7 separate regions of the Homo sapiens genome follow, and all the other regions are linked to region 1. Evidence: chromatin contacts called from ENCODE Hi-C or POLR2A ChIA-PET data. All regions are on one chromosome and are shown on one strand. Each heading gives the region's core, a stretch centred on a gene start or an enhancer-like site at or near the end of the contact. The rest is flanking DNA. Distances are from core to core; before and after follow the strand shown.

The links. A loop is a pair of places that touch in the nucleus more often than their neighbours do. ChIA-PET counts read pairs that join two places held with the same protein, here RNA polymerase II (POLR2A). Pooled maps may share reads with other maps.
Region 2: a pooled map shows a loop between it and region 1 (6-fold over the local background). The contact joins the enhancer-like site here to the promoter of NCL in region 1. A Hi-C loop is called at or near these places in 59 of 168 maps with a recorded cell type or tissue (A673, B cell, CD14-positive monocyte and 39 more), 35 of 37 single-sample maps with no recorded cell type and 46 of 50 pooled maps. POLR2A ChIA-PET finds 5 or more read pairs at or near these places in 20 of 52 experiments (AG04450, BJ, Caco-2 and 14 more).
Region 3: a loop to region 1 is called in a map of OCI-LY7, with 2.4 times the contacts of the local background. The contact joins the enhancer-like site here to the promoter of NCL in region 1. A Hi-C loop is called at or near these places in 3 of 168 maps with a recorded cell type or tissue (B cell, OCI-LY7 and vagina), 12 of 37 single-sample maps with no recorded cell type and 8 of 50 pooled maps. POLR2A ChIA-PET finds 5 or more read pairs at or near these places in 16 of 52 experiments (A549, B cell, CD4-positive, alpha-beta T cell and 12 more).
Region 4: a map of CD8-positive, alpha-beta T cell shows a loop between it and region 1 (28-fold over the local background). The contact joins the enhancer-like site here to the promoter of NCL in region 1. A Hi-C loop is called at or near these places in 9 of 168 maps with a recorded cell type or tissue (B cell, CD4-positive, alpha-beta T cell, CD4-positive, alpha-beta memory T cell and 5 more), 21 of 37 single-sample maps with no recorded cell type and 18 of 50 pooled maps. POLR2A ChIA-PET finds 5 or more read pairs at or near these places in 27 of 52 experiments (A549, AG04449, B cell and 21 more).
Region 5: a loop to region 1 is called in a pooled map, with 6 times the contacts of the local background. The contact joins the enhancer-like site here to the promoter of NCL in region 1. A Hi-C loop is called at or near these places in 5 of 50 pooled maps. POLR2A ChIA-PET finds 5 or more read pairs at or near these places in 12 of 52 experiments (AG04450, HEK293, HEK293T and 9 more).
Region 6: a loop to region 1 is called in a pooled map, with 11 times the contacts of the local background. The contact joins the enhancer-like site here to the promoter of NCL in region 1. A Hi-C loop is called at or near these places in 8 of 168 maps with a recorded cell type or tissue (B cell, CD4-positive, alpha-beta T cell, CD4-positive, alpha-beta memory T cell and 4 more), 14 of 37 single-sample maps with no recorded cell type and 21 of 50 pooled maps. POLR2A ChIA-PET finds 5 or more read pairs at or near these places in 36 of 52 experiments (A549, AG04449, AG04450 and 26 more).
Region 7: a pooled map shows a loop between it and region 1 (2.6-fold over the local background). The contact joins the enhancer-like site here to the promoter of NCL in region 1. A Hi-C loop is called at or near these places in 2 of 50 pooled maps. POLR2A ChIA-PET finds 5 or more read pairs at or near these places in 8 of 52 experiments (AG04449, H1, OCI-LY7 and 3 more).

Annotation. Positions count from the first base shown.
Region 1 is chr2:231,462,912-231,465,919 of GRCh38, reverse strand. NCL (nucleolin) reads left to right here and starts at 1,436. Exons shown (of 14, transcript NM_005381.3): 1 at 1,436-1,584; 2 at 2,604-2,720. The coding sequence starts at 1,567. RefSeq lists enhancers at 882-981, 1,492-1,681, 1,027-1,696, 1,742-1,791, 1,697-2,368 and silencers at 1,112-1,461, 1,808-2,177.
Region 2 is chr2:231,226,059-231,229,066 of GRCh38, reverse strand. It overlaps ARMC9 (armadillo repeat containing 9), which reads right to left. Exons shown (of 25, transcript NM_001352754.2): 7 at 2,269-2,293. Among named protein-coding and RNA genes, the nearest start is that of ARMC9, 29 kb to the right of the region's middle. RefSeq lists an enhancer at 614-683. Within about 2 kb of position 1,551, at least 7 of the 41 ENCODE cell types and tissues checked have a DNase peak (open chromatin) inside an H3K27ac peak, as active enhancers do; they include GM12878, OCI-LY7, adrenal gland and 2 more, where a contact is called at or near this core.
Region 3 is chr2:231,679,650-231,682,657 of GRCh38, reverse strand. No RefSeq gene overlaps it. Among named protein-coding and RNA genes, the nearest start is that of PTMA, 27 kb to the left of the region's middle. RefSeq lists enhancers at 311-1,102, 2,252-2,331, 2,402-2,491, 1,896-2,688, 2,652-2,731 and a silencer at 1,142-1,861. Within about 2 kb of position 1,479, at least 27 of the 41 ENCODE cell types and tissues checked have a DNase peak (open chromatin) inside an H3K27ac peak, as active enhancers do; they include B cell, HCT116, OCI-LY7 and 1 more, where a contact is called at or near this core.
Region 4 is chr2:231,660,545-231,663,552 of GRCh38, reverse strand. No RefSeq gene overlaps it. Among named protein-coding and RNA genes, the nearest start is that of PTMA, 46 kb to the left of the region's middle. RefSeq lists enhancers at 1-1,008, 941-1,235 and a silencer at 1,349-1,548. Within about 2 kb of position 1,537, at least 35 of the 41 ENCODE cell types and tissues checked have a DNase peak (open chromatin) inside an H3K27ac peak, as active enhancers do; they include B cell, CD4-positive, alpha-beta T cell, CD8-positive, alpha-beta T cell and 4 more, where a contact is called at or near this core.
Region 5 is chr2:231,641,512-231,644,519 of GRCh38, reverse strand. No RefSeq gene overlaps it. Among named protein-coding and RNA genes, the nearest start is that of TEX44, 50 kb to the right of the region's middle. RefSeq lists enhancers at 979-1,118, 1,299-1,368, 1,409-1,468. Within about 2 kb of position 1,624, at least 32 of the 41 ENCODE cell types and tissues checked have a DNase peak (open chromatin) inside an H3K27ac peak, as active enhancers do; they include PC-9 and endothelial cell of umbilical vein, where a contact is called at or near this core.
Region 6 is chr2:231,614,028-231,617,035 of GRCh38, reverse strand. No RefSeq gene overlaps it. Among named protein-coding and RNA genes, the nearest start is that of TEX44, 23 kb to the right of the region's middle. RefSeq lists enhancers at 1,988-2,067, 2,004-2,298, 2,019-2,664, 2,665-3,008 and a silencer at 2,468-2,847. Within about 2 kb of position 1,567, at least 16 of the 41 ENCODE cell types and tissues checked have a DNase peak (open chromatin) inside an H3K27ac peak, as active enhancers do; they include ascending aorta and sigmoid colon, where a contact is called at or near this core.
Region 7 is chr2:231,319,785-231,322,792 of GRCh38, reverse strand. All of the region lies in intron 19 of ARMC9 (armadillo repeat containing 9), which reads right to left. Among named protein-coding and RNA genes, the nearest start is that of MIR4777, 41 kb to the left of the region's middle. Within about 2 kb of position 1,557, at least 13 of the 41 ENCODE cell types and tissues checked have a DNase peak (open chromatin) inside an H3K27ac peak, as active enhancers do.

The DNA of each region.
Region 1 (3,008 bases), core at 187-2,686:
CCGAGTAGCTGGGACTCCAGGCGAGCGCCACCATGCCCGCTAATTATTTTTTGTGTGGAGACAGGGTCGCATTATATTACCCAGGCCGGTCTCAAGTTCCTGGACTCAAGCGATCCTCCTGCATCAGCCTCCCAAAGTACTGGGATTACAGGCATGAGCCATCGCACCCGGCCTTAACAAATGCTTTTCTTTCTGAGACGGAGTCTCGCTCTGTCGCCCAGGCTGGAGTGCAGTGGGCGATCTCGGCTCACTGCAACCTCCGCCTCCCCGGTTCATGCGCCTCGGCCTCCCAAAATGCTGGGATTGCGGATCTGAGCCACCGCGCCCGGCCTGAGGTGATTTTTAACAAGTACAGCCGTAGCTGCAGATATCCTGGTTCTGTAGGAACAATGAGGTATGGATGGATCCATAGCTGGACCTATGGATGGGATGGATCCCCGGCAGGCCCTGGACGGAGGGAAATGCTCTGGTTTGCTAAGCCCGGCATCGAGTGAGACCCACCCACAAAGCTAACCGTGGAAGTCACTGGCGGCCTCCTTCGCCCTGCCGCCGGGGAACCCTGCCGGTGGCTCTCGACCTGCTCCCGGGCCATCTGGTGACACTGACTTCGCAGCCACCACCTTAATTGGCGCATTCGACCCAAATAATAACCAGGGAACCTGTGGGCGGTCAAAGGCCCGGCTCTGCGGTCGGCCCTCCCAGGCCCCTCTCCCTGCCCTGTGAGGCCAGAAAGTTACTTCTCCGAGGCCGTTCCCCATGTCGAGAAATATCTCCCGCTTGAGGTTCTGTGGGGTAGGGGAGGTTCGTGCATTTCTCACAGAAAACCTCGCACAGACCCGCGACTGCCTTTATTAACAGCTCTCAGGAGACTGCCTGCAGCCGGGGGGTGCCTCCGGCCCCATGCTCGCGGGCAAGCAGGGATAAGCTGTGCCTCCAAAAGGGCCAACGGGAACTCCGCGGTCCCTGAACTTCCGGTGCTGGCGGACTCCTCGCTCCAGGGCCACCAGGAGCCGCGGCGTGAGTGCGTGCCGGGACCGAGCGCGGGGTCTCTGAGGAACTCCAAGGCTGCCCAAGCCTACGGACCCAGCCACATTGGCGAACCGGAGACCGCCCGATTCCACCACCCCCGCGCTCCCCTCACAGCCGGCGCCAAAAACGCCAGTCCCACGACGCAGGCCGGGACCCGCGCGCCCACGGCCCAATCAGCGCGGACCTTGCACAAAGCGAGCCCCGCCCCCACGGCGCCGTTGCCAGCCCCTCCCCCTCCCGTGGCCGCCTCGGCCCGCCTACTCCCCGCCCCGCGCCGTTCACGGTTAGAGGCTCGCGATTGGCTCATGGGGACGGCCGCGAGCTTTGGTTGGTCGGCGCGGAGTCACGAGGGCGCCGTCGTCGCCTTTCCACAGGCGATTACTGGGCAGGCTCAGTCTTTCGCCTCAGTCTCGAGCTCTCGCTGGCCTTCGGGTGTACGTGCTCCGGGATCTTCAGCACCCGCGGCCGCCATCGCCGTCGCTTGGCTTCTTCTGGACTCATCTGCGCCACTTGTCCGCTTCACACTCCGCCGCCATCATGGTGAAGCTCGCGAAGGTAAACGGCCTTGAGCGCGAGCGCAGACGTGTAGGCCTGCTTTCCGAGGGGCGAGCGCGGCGCCGCGGGGAGGAGGGCCTGCGCGCAGTCCCGGGCGCGTTCTAGGGCGCCATGCTGCGGGAAGTCTCGCGCGATTAGTGGGGAGGTCTCGCGGCTTCTGGCTACTTGGTGGCGAGGTGAAGAGCTTCTGCAGGTGCTGGGGGCGGCGAACGCGGCGGGAAAGACAGAGTCACTGAGCGCGGGGAGGGGGCGCTGGGCCTCGGGGTGGAGAGATGAGACCAAACTTTTGCGACGCGTACGAGCTGGGACTCGACTCCTGACGCACGTGCCCGGGAGCGCGGCCTGCCACGTGGGCCGCGCCGCGTGGGTCCTGGAATCTCCAGAGGGACCGGGTGCCTTGGGCCGGGAAATGGCGGTATCGGCCCTAGTCGGAGTCCCGGCTGCGCTCGGATGTCTCCGCCCCGGCCTGGCAAGCCGACACGTGGTGGGCCCCGGAAGGTGGCTCTGCCGCGTGCCTTTTGCGCTGTGTTTCGGGCACGTGGTGGCCTACCAGGTACCCCCACGTGGCCGCGCCGCCTCTTTAAGGGGCGGGGTTGTCTCGCTGGGAAAGGCATAAGCTTCATGAGAAAATCAAGGTAGTCATTTTTTTAAGTGCCTTAATGATCTTCACCGTTAATTTGGATTCAGATGAGGGTGGTAGAATAAAGTACCGGGATTTGTAGTATTAAAACACGGTTGTGCTTAACTAAGGTAACGGGAGGAGAAATCATTTCCTCAGGTTGACTTTTTACCTTAGGGCAGGTTTTCTGTTGGTAAAGCCTGGGAGGAAAAATGTGGGCGGTTGAGAGTAGTCCCTCTTGCATTGCCATCAGGAGTAGTTTCTATGTTAGTTGTGGTGTTTGGCACTATGAGAAATGGATCTGAGGACGGAGATGATGGCGTATGAACACTAATGGCAAAATATGAATGGCCTGAAATGTCGAGGTGGAGGTGTAATGATCTATTTGTGTCCATTTTAGGCAGGTAAAAATCAAGGTGACCCCAAGAAAATGGCTCCTCCTCCAAAGGAGGTAGAAGAAGATAGTGAAGATGAGGAAATGTCAGAAGATGAAGAAGATGATAGCAGTGGAGAAGAGGTAATTTTATCCAACTTAATGCAGAATTATGTTAAAACTACAAAATGGAGAGTTAAGACATGAAATTGGATATCTGTGGCAAAAATAAGATTTTATTCAGGTATGTCTTATTGTAGTGGTTGAGTGTTTCACAAGCTCTTCATTGACATGTCAAGATGTCATTTGGCTAAGTATTTGAATGTGAGTGTAAGACGAGATCTGGGAATTTCTTTTACATGTTCCTCTGCAGGGCTTGGAGTGTGATTTGTTGTGTTAAATCATTACATTTTTCCAGTTTCAACATGTTAG
Region 2 (3,008 bases), core at 302-2,801, 240 kb after region 1:
TAAAGAAGGCTTAAAAACTGGTCTCCTTACTGAAATTCCAACATTAAAAACCTGTAGAGAAAGACAATTCTTTTATTTGCATTCCCCTTCCCATGTTTATTTGATCTGCAAAACTGGGCCACTTATCAGATTTACATAATGCTCCCAGAAGAAAGCTATGCTCAAAAATGCAGTGTATGCTAGGGGGACATGAGCTGCAGAAACTCAGGAACCAGAGAGAGAAGTTTCTCACCACCTTCCTGCCCCCATTGCCTGGGGGTCCAAAGGCTAGTTCAGAACAGCGACCTGGCAGATTCAACTAACAACTAAGGCAGTTCTCTAGGGTCCAGAGATGCAGGGTATGGTGGTGGTTTTAAAATGCCTGTAGTCTTTGACACACCCTCCTTCCCATCAAGAAGAGGAATGTAATTTCCTTTCTCTGAAGGTGAGGGGGCCTTAGGAATTCACTTGCAAGAAACAGAATGCAGCAGAAATGACTGACTGACTTCAGAGGCTAGGTTAGAAAAAGTGATACAGCTTCCTCCTGGCTCTCTCTGGGGACATTCACCCTTGGAAACCAGGCAACATGCCTGGAGGAAGCCCAGACCACAAGGCCACGCAGGTGTTCTCGTCAAGGGCCTCTGCTGAGACCCCACGTGACAGCCAGCACCGACCACCACTCTGCGTGTGAGTGCCTTGGAGTTGGCCCCAGGCCGCTCCGCCTGACTGCACCTGAGAGACACGCTGAGGGAGAACAGCTTAACTGAGCCCACAGCTCCCAGACCATGCAGGCTCATCATCACCATTATAAGTGAATGTCATTGTTTTGTGCCACCAAGTCGGGATGGTCTGTCAGGCAGCAATGGAACAGTGGGCTGAGGTGTATTTCCAGGAGCTGCAGGGCAAGATCCAAAGTCCCAGTCCAGTTGAAGATGCCAGCTGTGTTGGATGTGAGCAAACTGGCCCGGGACGCACCGTGGCCAGGCCTGGGCCTAGGCTAGCACTGAGAGAGCGGGCCTGCAGAGCTGAGGATGCAGGCTGGGAGTCTTCCTCCACATACTGTACTGGGGGTAGGGCAACCTTGGGGAGCTCCAAGACTCAGGGTGCTCCTGCGACCCTTGGAGCAGTCCAGGTTGATCCCATGGGGCCGTATCTGTAGCCCTGCTCCTCCATGAAGGGCCAGCAGGGCCTGTCCCCTCTGAGCGACAGAAGGGTCAGCATGGCTGGCAGAACCAGTCACACACTTAGAACAGCTGAGCTGGGGATGCTTGAGGCTACCAAGAGCAAAACCAAGCATCCGAAGCCTTCTCAAAGGCTGACGCTGCCAAAGCCATCTTGAGTGACAAACCCAAACCCAAGCTCTCCCTGAGGTTGACAAACCCCATTGCTTATCTGCCAACTCCCTGGTGAGCAAACAGCTAAATAATTTACTAATTAATGCTTCCTTTCTTTAAAAGAGTTTCACTCCCTAAAAAGAAACAGGAAAAAGCAATGGCAGGGAGTTCTGAAATCCTCTCTGGCATGACTCTGCTTTGAAAGGGCAAATGTGCTGGCGCATGGAACAAGATCTCCTGTAGTCACACTCCACCTACTGGGAACTGAGGGTTATGCCATCAATACTCACCAGAGGGATGACATGCATCACAGGCCCTTTCCAGCATCATCATTTAAGCAGCTGTCAAAACGTAGTATCAAAGGCAAAACTGAGGTACAGCGCCCCAACTGGGGCCACCAACTTCATATTAACTACACTTTTTCTCACCTTACTCAAAAGTGAACAGTTCTGGTAAAAACAATTGACCATGGAAAAATAACACTTCATGCTACAAACTGAAGACTGGAATTCCTACTTGGGAATGGAAAATGCTTGATAAGAATGGGTACTCCATATGTCTTCGAAGACCCCAGTTGACTAGTTCAAGGTAAAAGTTAAATATTAAAATAATTAAAATAAATTAAATTAAAAGAACTCTATCCTTACCCATGCTGCCCTACACCTTCTAGGGAAAATGTGCTGCTGCTGCAGTTACCTCCCTTTGGGATGTTATTGGATTCTCTTCATTTCTCCAAGGCTTAGCTACCTGACATGCAAGACGAAGCTAACAATACCAGCCCTCCCGAAAATGGGCCTCAAGGAACTGCAGGTCACTATGACTGCAAAGCCTTTCATAAATATTTAGACTCTTAAAGCCAAAATCATGAATTCTCTCCATCTTTGCACCGATCTTACTACTTCAAACCTGAACTGGCAAAGTTGTTCTTAGACAAATTTAAATCTAGATGATTTACCTTTGTTACTTTGTCCATTCTCCTTCTGGGATGAAAAAGAAGTTCAGGAAAACAGGCATTCAGGGAACGGTACTTGGGGTATCGGACATCCTGTGGCCAATGTGAGAAAGCACCTCAGCATGATGAAACAGAATTCTCGGAGCCGGGAGGGCCAGCTCCAACTGTTGCTGTAAATAGCTAAGCAACTTCTCCATACTGGCCTGACCCACTCCCATTTCAGAAGAAGGCAAGTCCTCTTCTCCCCATTTCAATTATCACTGTCTGAATTCAAGTCTTGCACTATTTCAACAGCCTCCTATCCCCTTCCTATCCCCTTCCAAAGGCCTTCCCCACTGCTACCAAGCCAACTAAAAATGCAAATCTGATTTTATACATAATTCAACTCTAACTTCAATTCAAAGCTTTATCCTAAGGAAATTGATATTGAGGTGAAAACAGCATAGCACAGTATTGCTAAGACCACAGACTCTGGAGCCAGACTGCCTGGGTTCAAATCTCAGTTCCCACACGTCTGGCTGCATGACTGAAGACAGTTACTTAACATGTTTCTTTTCCCTTAATTTGTCTTAAACTTTTCCTTAGTATTTTGGTAATAGCTTTATTCACGTACTGTATAATTCACCTATTTAAAGTGTACCTTTCAGGCCAGTGTGGTGGCTCACGCCTGTAATCCCAGCAATTTGGGAGGCTGAGGCGGGTGGATTACCTGAGATCAGGAGTTTGAGACCAGCCTGGCCAAC
Region 3 (3,008 bases), core at 230-2,729, 220 kb before region 1:
GGGCAGTGGTGAGGATGGTGAGTCCTCCACAGAAATAGAAACACATGTGGCCAGTGGGTTGCTGCTGAGGACGTTGAATTTGAGAAAAACTGGTTGGAGGTGTTTGAGGGATATCTCCAGAGGACCCAGAAGAGAGGTGGGGCCAGGGCAAGGAGGTCTGAGATTGGCTGGCCTGGCAGAAGGTGGAGAGAATAAGGGGAGAAGGGGCTGAGGGTGGGGTCCTGAGCAGAAGGTGCAGAGGTCCAGGGAGGGGACTCCAGGAGGGAGACAGAGAGCAGGAGTGTCCCCTGGACCTGGGGATTAGGAAGAGGCAGGGGTGGGGCCTCTGTAGGCACCATGGCTCCTAGCTGGGTATTCTGCTCTTCACAGATTTTAGGGTTTTTTTGTTTTGTTTTGTTTTTGAGACTGAGTCTTGCTCTGTCGCCAGGATGGAGTGCAGTGGCGCGATCTCTGCTCACTGCAACCTCCAACTCCCTGGTTCAAGCGATTCTCCTGCCTGAGCCTCTCCAGTAGCTGGGACTACAGGTGCACGCCACCACGCCCAGCTAATTTAGCATTTTTAGTAGAGACTAGGTTTCACTACGTTGGCCAGGAGGGTCTTGATCTCCTGACCTCGTGACCCGCCCGCCTCAGCCTCCCAAAGTGCTGGGATTACAGGCGTGAGTCACCGCGCCCGGCCAGCTCTTTTAATCCTTACGACAGTCCTGACCTGGGAAACAGAGTTGACCCCGTTAACTATTATCGTGCCCATTTCACCGCTGAGAACACCGCGGCTCCGATTCAGTGAGTGACAGAGCCTCCACGCAGCCTCACACGGAACCAAGATCAGGCCTGGGGTGCCCGCGGAAGCTTGGGGACCAAGGCTTGTTGAGGGCCCCTTGCAGCACTGTAAGTGAGCCCTGCCGGGCGCTGGGGCTCTCTGCTGGGGAGGCCTCAGACCCAGACCAAAAAGGGACCACTACCGGGGTGGGGGTGGCGTCACAGACGATGCACCCCCAAAACGGGTCTGGAAGGAAGGCTGGAATGTACGTGAAAAGAAGTTAGGCCATGGCAGCAGCGTGGGCAAAGCAAGGAGGCTGAGAGTGAGGAGAGCCGCAGCCCGGGAAGGGAAGGTGGGGCCCGGGCTGGACACTGCCCGGGTCCTGGATTCCTCCGTTGCCCTCTGCCCCTGGTCAAAGTTCAGTCCCTCCAAAGGGCTCTTCTGGGAGCTTTGGCCAGGCCCTCCGAAGCGCCCGGGGCCGCCAAGGGCACACGAGCGTGCCCAGCCACAAGCGGGCCTGTGCCTGGCGTTGGGGCCCGGAGTGCGCCCGGGGCGGGCGCAGCCCACACGCGTCCACACGGCAGGGTCCGCGCGGGCCGGAAGCCGCAGGGCCGGAGCGGGGCGCCCGGGAAGGCAGAGGGGAGCGGGAACAAAGGACGCAGCGGAGCGGGGGCGGTCCGGCCAGGCAGTGATTGGAGGCCGGGGTCGGGGGCAGCGTCCGGGCCGGGCAGTGATTGGGCCGCAGCCTCCCCGGGGCCCCCAGGCGCTCGCCCCGCCCCTCTCGGCCGAAACCCGAGCCCCCAGCGGCGGCCCGGGACCAGCCCGCGCCGCCGCCATCTGCGCCGGGGCGGGGCGCGGGCCCAGAGTCGGGTTCCCGCCCAGCCTCCGCCGCCTGCCCCCGCCGCGGTCCGGCAACCTGTGCACCGGCCTCCCCCGCTGCCACCCCCGGCCCAGCTGCGCTCGGAGTCCCCGGGGTCCAAGCAGGGGCTGGGCCACCGCTGTGGGGGAAAAGCCCGATGGGCACGGGACGGGGCCCAGAAAGCGACTCCGTCCTGGGCCTGGCCGTGGCTGGTGGCTGGACTGGGAGAGCGCTCAGAGAACAGGGGACATTGGAGAGGGCGGGTTGGGGTAAGACCAGTTAGTGGAGGAGGCCGCAGGCTGAAAGACGGCTCAGGGAGGGGTGATTCGATGGCCGGAGCCCCAGCAGCTCCAGGAGTCACTGGGACCGAAGGCGGCGCCAGAATGCCAAGCGGGGGCCCGGCAGGGTTTGGAGCAGGAGAGGTTGTTAGCAGTTCACTACCAGCCAGGCCACTGCTGCGTGGTTAAAGGCGGGATGAGGGGCCTTCTCCATTCCCTGCGTCTTTCCCAGCGGCCTGGGAGGTGAGAGAAGGGGTGGGGCTTGGGCTGGGCCGCCAATCACAGCCTCGGCTCCACTTTGAATCTGTGCTGGCGGGCGCGGGCTGCCTGGCCGCCAGGTGTGCCGGCGCCCTCTTTGTCCCCACTTGCCTGCCCAGGCACGTCCCACTCCAACCCCACCTTTCTGGAGGCTCTGTTCCTCACACAGCTGGTTCCCGCCTCCCCAGGTGTCCCCAGCCTGGAATGAAGTTGGACTCAGATTCTGCCCCTTTGAATGCTGGTGACTCTAAACCATGCCTCATGCAGCCCCATCCCCAGTCCGGCACAGGGGTCATCATCCGCAAGGGACAGCTACTTCCATCCCCTAGATGGCCACCAAGGGTCCGGTAGTGCAGGGAACAGGGCGGCGTGGGAGTAAGAGCTCATGATTTGCGGCAAAAATCATGGCAGAGGGCTGGCCCAGGGAGGAGCCGTGTGACCTGGGGCAATCCCCTTCCTTCCCACGTGGCTCCTGCAGTTGTAAGACTAATATAATAAGGGCCTATCTCCCAAATTGCTGTGAAGATTAGATGGGATCCTATAGAAAAGAGGGCTTTAGGCCGGGCGCAGTGGCTCACGCCTGTAATCCCAGCACTTTGAGAGGCCGAGGCGGGCAGATCACGAGGTCAGGAGATTGAGACCACACTGGCTAACACGGTGAAACCCCATCTCTAGTAAAAATACAAAAAATTAGCCGGGCACGGTGGCTCAAGCCTGTAATCCCAGCACTTTGGGAGGCCGAGGCGGGCGGGTCACAAGGGCAGGAGATCGAGACCATCCTGGCTAACACGGTGAAACCGCGTCTCTACTAAAAATACAAAAAAAGTAGCCGGGCGTGGTGGCAGGCACCTGT
Region 4 (3,008 bases), core at 288-2,787, 200 kb before region 1:
CAGTCCATGCGAGCTCTCACTTCAGACGCCTGCCCAAGTCTTCTGCCCCCCGAGCCTCACCAACAGGTCCCTTCCCCACACACTCCTCTCCATGACCTGCCTCCTCTGCTTCCACCCACCATCCTCTCAAATGAGACTGAATGCCTCCCCAAACAGTCCTGGGCCCATTACCCTATTCCCTCTACCCCATGCCCTGGTCTCGGCTCACGGCTTCCTCCAGGCCGCTTCCCCTGTCATTGACAAGCCAAGCGCCTCCTTCACAGTGGTCTCAGGTTGTCCTAACTGCCTATTTCTAGGCGTTTCTCCCACTGGCTTCATGCTCTGCGTCACTATCACCGTGTGCGCCCAAGTGCAAAGTTGGGTCCAGGGCAGGAGCCAAAAAATCAGTGAAGAAAGAACGAAGGAAAGATTAAAAATTGCTTGGGGTGGTCGGCAGATTATGCTTTGCATGTAAACTGGGCAAGTGCAAATGAATCCAAAACAGGCCGGAAACAAGATCGTGTTCGCGGGCCACAGACAGCGGAGGCGGGGCTAGCACTCGAGGGTCCACGTACATCCCCGGGCCGCGCAAACAGCGGCTTCTGTGAACCACTACATTCCTGAATGCACGTGTCCGTGCACACCCGGACCTGTGCAAACACAAATGCGGACATTCTCGGGTCCAAGTACATCCTCGAGGTCGTGCACATACGAAAACATGGAAACCCGCGGGTTCGTGCATGCCAGAGTTTTGGTGTGCGTGCTAGGGAGTGTAAGCAAGGGTATGCGCACACTTCCGAGGTTGTGCACATACAGAAAGGCGCACGCCCCAGGGTTCTGCACACAGAAGGACGTGCACACCCCCGAGGTCAGCCGGCAGACCCTTCTTGAGGAGGTAGAGGCGCCTAATTCCCCCCATATTTGGGCAACGCTGCAAGCTCTAGGCGCCATCTTCGCTCCGCGGGCAGCGGAAGGACCTGCAGACAGCGAAGCCCTGGCGCTTGGGCATTTGTTGTGCCGGCTTCCGGGCGTCCATCACGCGGAAGCCGCGCCCCAGACGCGGGAGACGCGGCGGAGCACGAAATGGCGGGCGAGGGGCGGAGCGAAGGCGGCCCGGGGCGGAGCGGCCGAGAGCCTCGCCCACTCTTGACTCCAGGCTTGGCGCACCGCCTGAACCCTTGCGCAGGCGCACAGCACGGCGCGCGTTCCCGCGTTCCTTCCGACGCGCGCTAGAACACAAAGGGCTGGAGGGAAAGCACGGAGCGCTGCAAACTTGCGGAGCGGCTCGTGGTGTGGAGCGGCCTGGAGCGGACTCTCAAGGGCCGGAGCCGGGCTCGCCGGCACTGCGCTCGGGCGCAGGGTGGGGCGCGACACGGCACTGGTTCCCTTGCCCTCTCTCTCCGGCCGTGGCCGCCTCGCGGGCCGGGGTGGGCGCCCAGGGCGCAGGCGCCGGTGCGCGGGTGGGACCAGGAGCCTCCATTTTCCCTCGCACGCGCTAATGGCGCAGCTGGGCCCTCTTCCTCTGGCGGGGGTGAAAATTCCCCTCCGGGGAAGCCCGAGGCGCTCGCTCCCCAAACTCTTTCGTCGGTGCGCGTGCTTAAAGCGGGCGGATGAAGCGTTCTTGAAAGTGCCTACACCTTTTGAGATGTGATTCTGAGTTGTTCATAGAAAAAGAAAAGACATACCCTTCCGCAAATTCATCCCCATAGTTTGCAACTTTCTACTTCAAATTGGGGTTATGGATTTGGGGGAGGCAAAAATAAGTTTAAAAATTTCCATTAAAGAGATGTTCCTGTAAAACAATGATCAAGAAAATGTTTAAAAGCAAACCTTAGCCATAAAACTAATACAAGTTCTTGGTAGAAGTTTGTTTTTGAGACGGAGTTTCGCTGTCGTTGCCCAGGCTGGAGTTCAGTGGCGCGATCTCAGCTCACTGCAACTTCCGCCTCCCGCTTTCAAGCAATTCTGCGTCAGTCTCCCTATGAGCTGGGACTACAGGCGCCCACCACCACGCCCAGTTAATTTTTGTATTTTTAGTAGAGAAGGGGTTTCACCATGTTGGCCAGGATGGTCTCGATATATTGACCTCGTGATCTGCCCGCCTCAGCCTCCAAAAGTGCTGAGATTACAGGTGTGAGCCACCGCGCCCGGCCAGTAGAAATTTTTGAAAGAAAGAATGGTAGTGTTCACCTTCCGTTTGCAGTATGCCAGGCCCTGTTTTAAGTGCATTAACTTTCATAACCAGGTCCACGTGGAAGAACTGACACACAGAGATAAGTACAGAAGTACTTAAAGGACGCGAAAGGACGAATAGTCTTTTCCACCTTCCAGTACAGCCACTGTCTGATTCAGTGGCATGGTTCCTGCCAGCGCTCTTCCGTGCATTAGGAAGTTTGGTTCATGGTTTACATACATACTGGAGCAGTTTTTGCTTCTCTGGCAGAGCTGTGGTTGGGCAAATAGAAAAAAACTCAGCAGGCTCAGAGGAGCCGGTCAACTGCCAGTTTCTCACGGTCTCTGGGGAGAGCTAGGTCCCGGCCAGTTGAGAGACCACGTTCAAAGGTTAGAATGTTAGTTATCTGGTGACTTGGGATCCAGAATGCACATAACTCTTGTGATCAGGTCATGGGGTTGGAAGGAAAAGTATCCGTATTCCTCCCTCCCTTTATTTTTTCCTACAGGGTCTCAGTAGTCAGTAGCACATTCGCAGGTCACAATTACCTTTCAAGTTTCCGCAGCTCATTTGAGGATTATGAGGAACGGCATTTTTGCAGGTCAGAATGGGGTCAAAGTAGAAGGCAGAGGGCAGGGATCATTCGTCATTGATACCTGAAGCAGCTGAGATTTTAAGGTTATTAGCCTTGCCCAAATTCATAAACTAATAGCGGAGCAGAGATCCTTCATCCAAGTTGAGGTGTCTGACTTGCAACCTCAGTTTCCAAGTCCTTAAGGTCTATATGATCTTTTAATTGTGTCCATCCTTATTTCTCTTTTTAAAACTTTAACAAGGTGGCCGGGTGCAGTGGCTC
Region 5 (3,008 bases), core at 375-2,874, 180 kb before region 1:
GTAAAAACCTCACAGGTTATCATGAAGATAAAATTAGAAAACCCATTTGAAATGTTTAACAACACCTGGTATCTAGTAAGTGTTTGGTTAATACAGGTAACTTCTCTAGGAACCGGGGACGTAGCAGCGAGCAAAGCCAAGTCCCTGCTCTCCTGGATCTTGCATTCTGGGGGAGGAAGTGCTAAGACACATGGATGTGTGCCACTGTCAGATGATGGTGCCACTGGGGAGAACATGAAGCAGGATGAGGGGCAGTGAGAGGCGGGGACTGATTTGGAGGGTCAGGGCAGGGGCATTTGGGCAGGGAACAGAATGAAGTGGAAATTATAGGAATTATGGTTATATGATTTTTTTTCTTTTTTTTTTTTTTTTCTGAGACATGGTCTCACCCTGTCACCCAGGCTGCAGTGCAGTGGCATGATCTCCGTTCACTGCAACCTCCACCTCCCAGGCTCAAGGGATCCTCCTATCTCAGCCTCCGGAGTTGCTGGGACTACAGGCGCAGACCACCACGCCCAGCTATTTTTTGTATTTTTTTTGTTAGAGACGGGGTTTCACCATATTGCCCAGGCTCCTCTCCAACTCCTGGACTCAAGCAATCCACCTGCCTTGGCCTCCCAAAGTGCTCGGATTACACGGGTGAGCCACTGCGCCCAGCGTGTATGATTTTTAAAAAAGAATTTTTAGGGTAAAGCAGGCCTTAATTCTCATAGATTTTGCTAACTTTGTTTATATATATAGATTGAGACAGGGTCTTGCTCTGTCACCCAGGCTGGAGTGCAGTGGTGCAATCTCAGCTCACTGCAGCAGGACGAGCCTATTTCTGTCTGTGAAGTGAGTGGGGCACATGATCCCAGGCTCAAGCGATTCTCCCACCTCAGCATCTGCAGTAGATGGGACCACAGGTGTGTGCCACCACACCTGGCTAATTTTTGTATTTTTTGTGAGATTGGGTCTCACTATGTTGCCTAGGTTGGCCTCGAACTCCTGGGCTTGAGCAAGCTTCTCGCCTCGGCCTCTGAAAGTGCTGGGATTCACAGCCCTTGGCCTACTCCCTCCCCGCCCTGGCCCCTGCCTCAAGGCATAGATTCAAGTTGCCCTGAACATGCACTCTCTTCCTGCTCACTAATCAGCCCTCTTCTTGTCTGAATTTCCACCAGACCGTGAAGGGGGACCGAGTCTTGGTGGTTCACGTGGCTGACTCTCCACAAACGGCTGTAGGACAAGCATGTTTCTGTCTGTGAAGTTAGTGGGGCGCGTGCACATGGGGTCCCTGGTTCTGAAATTTGTTAGGGTGGAGGATTTTTCTGGCCTTGGTCTTTCTTCCATTCCACTTCACAATTCCACACCACCACAGAACGAAGGTCAGGACACCGTTTACCTCCTACGTGTTCTGTCCCTCCGGAGCACACTTGTGCTCGGGGAAACTGGCTGACCGGTGGCCACGGGGTGAGGCGTGAGCAGCACGGACCAGAATAGAAGGTCTAAATTTAAACTGTGACTGGAGGCTTCAGGGAGCCAGGCCGGCCAGCAGGCTCTCCAGGCGGGTAGCTCTGCCCCGCCTGCAGCCACACCCTCCTGCGCCCTCCCAGAGTGGAAACTGTTTCATTTCTGGCTGCTGAGAACTGGTTTCCTCCCAAGGAAATTATGTCTCACCGCAGTTGTGGCAGGAGCTGCCCTCTGGAATTTCCCTGCAGCGATGAAACACCTCCTGGATGAGCTGCTGTTAGATGGGACACGCCCAGAGCCTGCTAGTGCACAACCCAGAGGGAGACACACCCACACACAGATATAAACAGAAACACTGGAACCCCTCCGCAGGATGCGGCCGCGGGGACCCTCGGGAAGCCGCTGCAGCCCCGGATCTGCTCTGTCTCCTTCCTCCTGTGCTGCAGGAGGGGGTCAGCTGCTCTTCCTGAACCTGTTTGCACCTCTACAGTCTTGAGAGAGATCTTTTAAAAATCAAAATAGAACAGAACTTCAAAGGAATAATCCTAGAAAGTTGTGATTATTTCAAAGATGTTGCTTTCACTGTTCAAAATATTTTATTTTTAAACTTGTTTTAAAAAATATTCTTTTCAGGGCTGAGCACAGTGAGTCACGCCTGTAATCCCAGTACCTTGGGTGGCCGAGGCGGGAGGATCACTGGAGGCCAGGAGTTCAAGACCAGCCTGGGGAACATAGGAAGACCCCCGTCTCTACAAAAAATAAAAAAATTAGCTTGGCGTGGTGGCACGAAGCTGTAGGTGGGAGAGTCACTAAAGTCCAGAGGTCGAGGATGCAGTGAGCTGTGATTGCACCACTGCACCCCAGCCTGGGCGACAGTGAGACCCTGTCTCGAAAAACAAAAATTCCTTTCAGAACCTGTTTTTGGAACATACAAGTTGGCCTTGCCACATTTCCAGTCTATTTCATTTTTGTCTTGAGTGATCACTACACTTGGTACCAAGACACTTTGTGCTGGTTCCAAATAACGAATTTAAAAGATTCCTGCAAGAAGAATGAGAAGGCTGCCGGGCGCGGTGGCTCACGCCTGTAATCCCAGCACTTTGGGAGGCCGAGGTGGGCAGATCACGAGGTCAGGAGATCGAGACCATCCTGGTTAACACGGTGAAACCCCGTCTCTACTAAAAATACAAAAAATTAGCCGGGCGTGGTGGCGGGCGCCTGTAGTCCCAGCTACTCAGGAGGCTGAGGCAGGAGAATGCGTGAACCCGGGAGGCGGAGCTTGCAGTTAGCCATTGCATTCCAGCCTGGGCGACAGAGAGAGACTCTGTCTCACAAAAAAAAAAAAAAAAAAAAAAAAAAAAAAAAAAAAAAAAAAAAAAAAAAATTGCCGGGGCGTGGTGGTGCATGCCTGTAATCCCAGGTACTTGGGAGGTGGGAGGCTGGGTGGGGCACAAGAATCACCTGAGCCTGGGAGGCAGACGTTGCAGTGAGCTGAGATGGCGCCATTGCACTCCAGTCTGGGCAACAAGAGCGAAACTCTGTCTCGAGCAAAAAAAAAA
Region 6 (3,008 bases), core at 318-2,817, 150 kb before region 1:
TTCTCAGCCTGAGCAAGGACATGGAGATTGAAGGGTGAGCAGTCGATATGACAGCTGAGGATGAAGGAACAGCAAATAGGATTTAGTGGTGCAATCACCTCATCTCTGAGTGACAGAACTTTTGATGTTTGCCCCCTTATGGGAGTCACAACTGGGATCAAGCACCTGCCAACGGGCTCTTTTTCTCTCCTGCTGCCCCAAGGCCGGCCCTGGTCAGGGAGGACAGGTAGAAACCATCTGACACCACTTGAATTGGCACCATTACTATTGGCACCACCGGAATTGACTAGATCTTAAACATGACTTACTCCTCTGTGCAAGGTGAGGGAAGAAGAAAGGAGATGCCAGAGTGCTATCATTTTGGGAACTGGATGGCATCCTGCTCACCCCAATATTTTTAGGTGAGTCTAAGGAGGGCCTGCTTGTCTGATCGGTCTAGTCAATATCAGTTAGCATACTAGGTGAGGAGTTGTGCACCTTGAAGGCCTCTGTTGCTATGGCGTTGAGGGGACTGATGGAGGAGGGAAGCAGGTATCTCGGTTAAAGTTCCCCTTATGGCAGGGCTGGGCCCCAGCCAGGGGCTGTGCCTCTGCTCCTGGAATCTCCCACCAATTCTACAAGGGCAAAGGGCATCTGAGTTATCCTGTGAGCAGCAGGGAACCCAGGTGTGGGATCAAGGCTTTATTTTTTTTAATTCCTTTAATTAATTAATTTTTTTTTTAGAGGGAGTTTCGCTCTTGTTGCCCAGGTTGGAGTGCAATGGCGCGATCTCGGCTCACTGCAACCTCTGCCTCCAGGGTTCAAGCGATTCTCCTGCCAAGTAGCTGGGATTACAAGCATGTGCCACCACACCCGGCTAATTTTGTATTTTTAGTAGAAACGGGGTTTCTCCATGTTGGTCAGGCTAGTCTTGAACTCCCAACCTCAGGTGATCTGCCCGCCTCGGCCTCCCAAAGTGCTGGGATTACAGGCGTGAGCCACCGCGCCTGGCCCTATTTTATTTATTTAGAGACGGAGTCTCGCACTGTCACCCAGGGTGGAGTGCAATGGCACGATCTCGGCTCACTGTAACCTCTGCCTCCCGGGTTCACGCGATTCTCCTGCCTCAGCCTCCCGAGTAGCTGGGATTACAGGCGCACACCACCACACCCGGCTAATTTTTTGCATTTTTAGTAAAGACGGGGTTTCACTATGTTGGCCAGACTGGTCTCCAACTCCTGACCTCGTGGTCCGCCCGTCTCGGCCTCCCAAAGTACTGGGATTACAGGCGTGAGCCACCGCGCCCGGCCAGGACCAAGACATTCTCATCCTGGGATGGTTGGGGATGGGGACTGGTGTGCTGCCTCTGAGAGCAAAAAAGAGGGTCGAGAGGGGAGGCGGCCGAGACACAGGGACACCTTAAAGAGCAGGCAAAGCTGATCAAGAGGACACCTGGAGGAAGGGCCCTTCCAGAGCAGCCTGCCCGTTCCCTCATGACTGGTTAGGCCAGGGAGCTGGCGCTCAAAGCTGCCGACGGGGCATTCCCTCTCACTTGGCACAGCAAGACAGCTCTGGGTCTCTGACCCTTTGCGGATCCGGGTGTCCCTCCTGCTTCGTCCTCCTCCCACCCGCACCTCCAGATCTTTCCCCACCTGAAGGCATGGCTGCCTTCTGCCGGGCTGTAGGAAGGGCGCCACCTGGGATTCCAAAAACCCCACAGAGGCAGGCACCTTTCCCCAGCCTGAAGCACCCCATGCGTATCTGGCTTCTCCTGCAGGGCAAACAGCGTTTCTTACACTTTTCCCGCCAGCATAGCCAGGCAATAGCTGGGAGGCCCCCAGGCGCGCAAAGTCGCAGCGCGCGGAGACACAAACTGAACTCAACCCGGCGCGGGCAGGATCGGTGGCGGACGCGCAGTTCCCACGGGCACGGGGGATCTGAGAGGGTCCTGGGGCTCTTGAGCTTGACCTCACTCTCAAATAATCCCCCCACAACTCCCTCACCCCGCCCTGCTCCTTTCTCCAAGGCCTCTCTTCGGTTTATCTCCACTTCCTTACTGACAGCGGGAAGGGGGTTAAGGGAGCACGTAGTCGTCCCCCAGCCGTGTCGCTTTCCGCCCCCGGTTGAGCCCACTTTCCCGTGGAGGGGGGAGGTGTTTCCGCCCGGGAGCTGCTGCGCGCGGTGATCACACGGAGGTCTCCCGGGCGCGCCGGGCCACGTGCGTGCGCGCGCGCGCGCGGGTTCCCCCTCCTTGGTGGACCAGGCCTCCCAGGGCCCCTACTGCCCCATCTGCCCCTTGGTGAAAACGTGAAGCCTTTTGCAACTGCGAAGCAGAGGAGACCTCTGTCCTTTCCAACGTACAGCCCCAGGGAAGGACTCAGGGCGCGGGCAGCGCCTTCGCGAGATGCCGAAGCGCGCGGGCCCGGTGACCGTCAACTTTGCGCACAAATGTGGGGCTGGGAGGACGCAGGTCCTGGAGGCGGGGACAGTGGACAGAGCAGCGCGTCTGGAGAGAGGGCTAGGATCCCTGAAACAGGACTCGGGGGCAGCCGGGGCAGGGGAGGCTGGGGGCGGGGAGGCGGCTCGCCAGTGCTCCAATTGAGCCCTGGAAAATCCCAGGCGCGCAGGGAGAGGCGGGCCGCTTCGCGGGCAGGCCGGGGACGGCGGGAACAAAGGCGGCCCGAGGCCGGATGCAGTCATGGAAAAACCCATCGGGGCGCCTGGGTGGGGGCGGCGCGCTCCCGGCAGACTCGCCGCCCTAGCAGGCCGGCCCGGGCGGGGCTGCTCTCGGCCCCCGCCCCGGAGCGCGCCTCGCGGAGCAGAAAAAATCCCTGGCGGGGAGGGGGCGCTGGTCTCCGGGACTGGGAACCAGAAGCTCCCACGTTCCAGATGCCGCGCACCGCGTGCTGTCGGCCGCGAGGGGCGAGCGGCCCGGGCTGGTACCCGCGGAGCACACCCGGGGCTGCACACGGCCACCTGGTTGACTAGGGGAGGCCGGCATCTCGGGGGCGCGCACAGAGCCAGGCGCG
Region 7 (3,008 bases), core at 308-2,807, 140 kb after region 1:
TTTATGTACCAGAGCAGAATGCATCAGATTACTAATGTTAGAGCTCAGTGATAACTGATTACTTCAAGAAATTAAGAATGCCTCATAAAAAAGGCGCTCGAGCTGAGATGAATTTAGATGTCCTAATGCGAAGCTTCCCCATGGCAGCTTGGTGACCTTATGACATTACAAGATGCTTAACTGGAGGCTTTCGATACATAATACTCCAGACAAACCAGATTCTAAGCAACTGGCCTGAAAACAAAACTAAGGGTGACCACTAAATGCATTTGAAAACTCAGATTCTTACAGATAGAATGCAGAGCAGAATGTGTTCAGGCGGTTTTACACATGACAAGTGAAAGTATCCGGTGTGCTTTCCACTTGAAATAATTATAAGACTTCTATAAGTAGTTTAAATTTGAGACACCTTCTCAGAACGCTGAATTGTAAATCTCACTCTTTGTGAAAATAAGGGAAAAACACTCCACATGGGAGAGCGAGGGTGGACTGAGGTGACCAGGCCAGGCAGCGTGAGGCGCTGACTTCCCCAGTGGAATGGGCCCTGGCCACGTGTGCAGCTTTCCTCCTGAGCACGTGCCCACGACTGCAGATGGAAGCACGTCCGGGATCCTTGAGGGCTCCCCGCGACGCGGAGAAGTCTCCCTCTACATTCATTTCCCCATTCACAAAAATGCAGCCCAGGGTATGACAGTTGGTTTCACAACCAGACCAGTTCATTAAATAAGGATATGACAGAAACCGGAGAACCCAAACAACCTTTACTTCCCTAATTCTCCCAGTCTCTTGCTTTCGCCGCTCAGTTTACTTGCTTAAACTTTTTCTGTACTCTAAGCAAAAACAGCAAGAAATGTGGAGATGATGGCAAAGTCGCCCTAGGAAAAGCAGGGCTTATCGCAATATTTAATACACCCAATAAGAGAAGACCTGGAGGCTCAGTGGGACAGGAAGTGAAAGAGCAGAAAGCTTCCATGAGGTTAGAGGGAGAGGGACCCAGTGCCCCAGCAGTACCACAGACACCGCGCTTCACATGGAGAAGAGGAAGAGGGTAACCGAAATCAGGGCCCCTTCCAAACAGGATCCTAAGAGTGTGCTCAGGACACAACGGGCAAAGGGGAACAAAAGACCTAGGGACCAAGGCAGGGTATGTCCCCGCCCCAACCTGGAGCAAGTGAAGATGGGCTAGTTAAGAAGAAACCACCACTCCAGGACTGGACACACTCCTGACCCAATGAAGGGATTTTCTTACATGCCAGCAGGAATGTCATAAAGACAAAAAAAACTATTATTCAATATAATGTCTATGTTCTGAAATACTGTTTAGATGAATCTTAAAGTTTCACAGAAAAAACCTCAGGAAAAACTCCCAGGCTGCTGCTACCCAAAGTGTGGCCTGGGACCAGCCTCCTCCCACCCCTCCTTTCCCCACTGAGGGTGCTCTACTTCTCTGCCAGCTGCTTTCCATCCCCGCTCCATCCGGGCCAGCCCTGGCCTTGGCTCTCTCTAATTCTGGCCAGGCAGCACATGAGGAACCTCCACTCCAGCAGACTTCGGCTTGCCTCTAGACCAGTCAGGCCAGTCTGTCTCTAGATCGCAAGGGCGGCGTTAAAAACAGCTGACAGGCATTGAGTCTGCCTGGCACTTGACATGGATTGTTTCATTTGATCCTCACAAGCACCTGATGAAAAGGGTATTAATATTCTCGCTTTACAGATGAGAACACTGAGGCTTGGTGAGGTTCACCAGCTTGCCCAAAGCCACACACAGCTGGTAAGTTGTCAGGCAGGACTCAAACACAGGGAGTTAGCTTCTGAACCCTTTCTTGGTGTTCAGATTCTGCCAGTCACTGACTCGACATTCAGCAAGTATTAACCATGCATCTATCATTTTTGTGGGTCTCTGGCAGGTATAGAGAGGCTTCCATGCTTGGCCCCACCTGTTCCCTGTTGCCTTGGACTTGGAATAAGGACAGGAAGAGCATGCTGATCAAATGCACACATGATACAAGACAAGGATGTGATCCAATACCTCAGTGAGCTGTGACCATCAGCTCACCTGCCAATAAGATGCCTACCAGGGATTAAGACAGGTCCCAGCCTTGGCTTTAATGCCACCCCCTGCCACTGCCTTTTCTGGATTAGGCTTATTCTATATAGCTCCAGAAGAAAGACCAGCGAGTGGACACTATACGGAAGAAAAGGAAGGAAAGGACACTATCTTTTTTTTTTTTTTTTGTCCATGAGGGGCCACAGATGAACTTGCTGTTCACATCTCTGTCATGATGATTTATCCCTATTTTTACAGATGAAAAAACAAATATAAATAAAAATATAAAGGTAGACAGGGTCTTAATGAGTGAGGCTTTGAATACTACCGTTAGCAACTTGAGATTGTGCCAAGTGATGGGGAGCAAGAAAGTGTTTTAAAAGGCATCATGTGAATGTGCAAATGGGTCAGCCCTTTGGGGAGCAATTTGGCAGGATTTAGTAAAGATGAGACCCTCATCCCCCTGCATCAGCAATTCAACATCTAGGTGTGAGCTGCAGAGAAGCACTCAAGGGCATATAAGGACACGAGGATGAAGAAGCTCTTTGCTGCACTGTGGAAAACACAGGAAAGGAAGGAGAAACACACAGGGGCTTATTCTGACAATGAAATACTACATACAGCAGCTAAGTGGGTGAACTGGGTATTGGGATGAGTAAACCTCTAACACATAATGTTGAATGAAAAAAGCAAGCCAGTAAACAATTCATATAATACTAGCCACTTATGTAAAATTAAAAACCATAACAGTGTATATTATGAAAGTACAGAATCATCTGTGGAATTAATACACCAACTTCAAGATAGTGGTTAATTCTGGGGAGAGAAGGAGGGGAGGGAGAGGAAGGGATACAGCCACAGCTGTCTGTTATATTATTTTCTGTTCTTTCTGAAAAGTTTAAAATGTTCCCTAATTTAAAAATTAAGTGATCATGTCCCCGTGTGGTCCAAGCTCTGCTTTA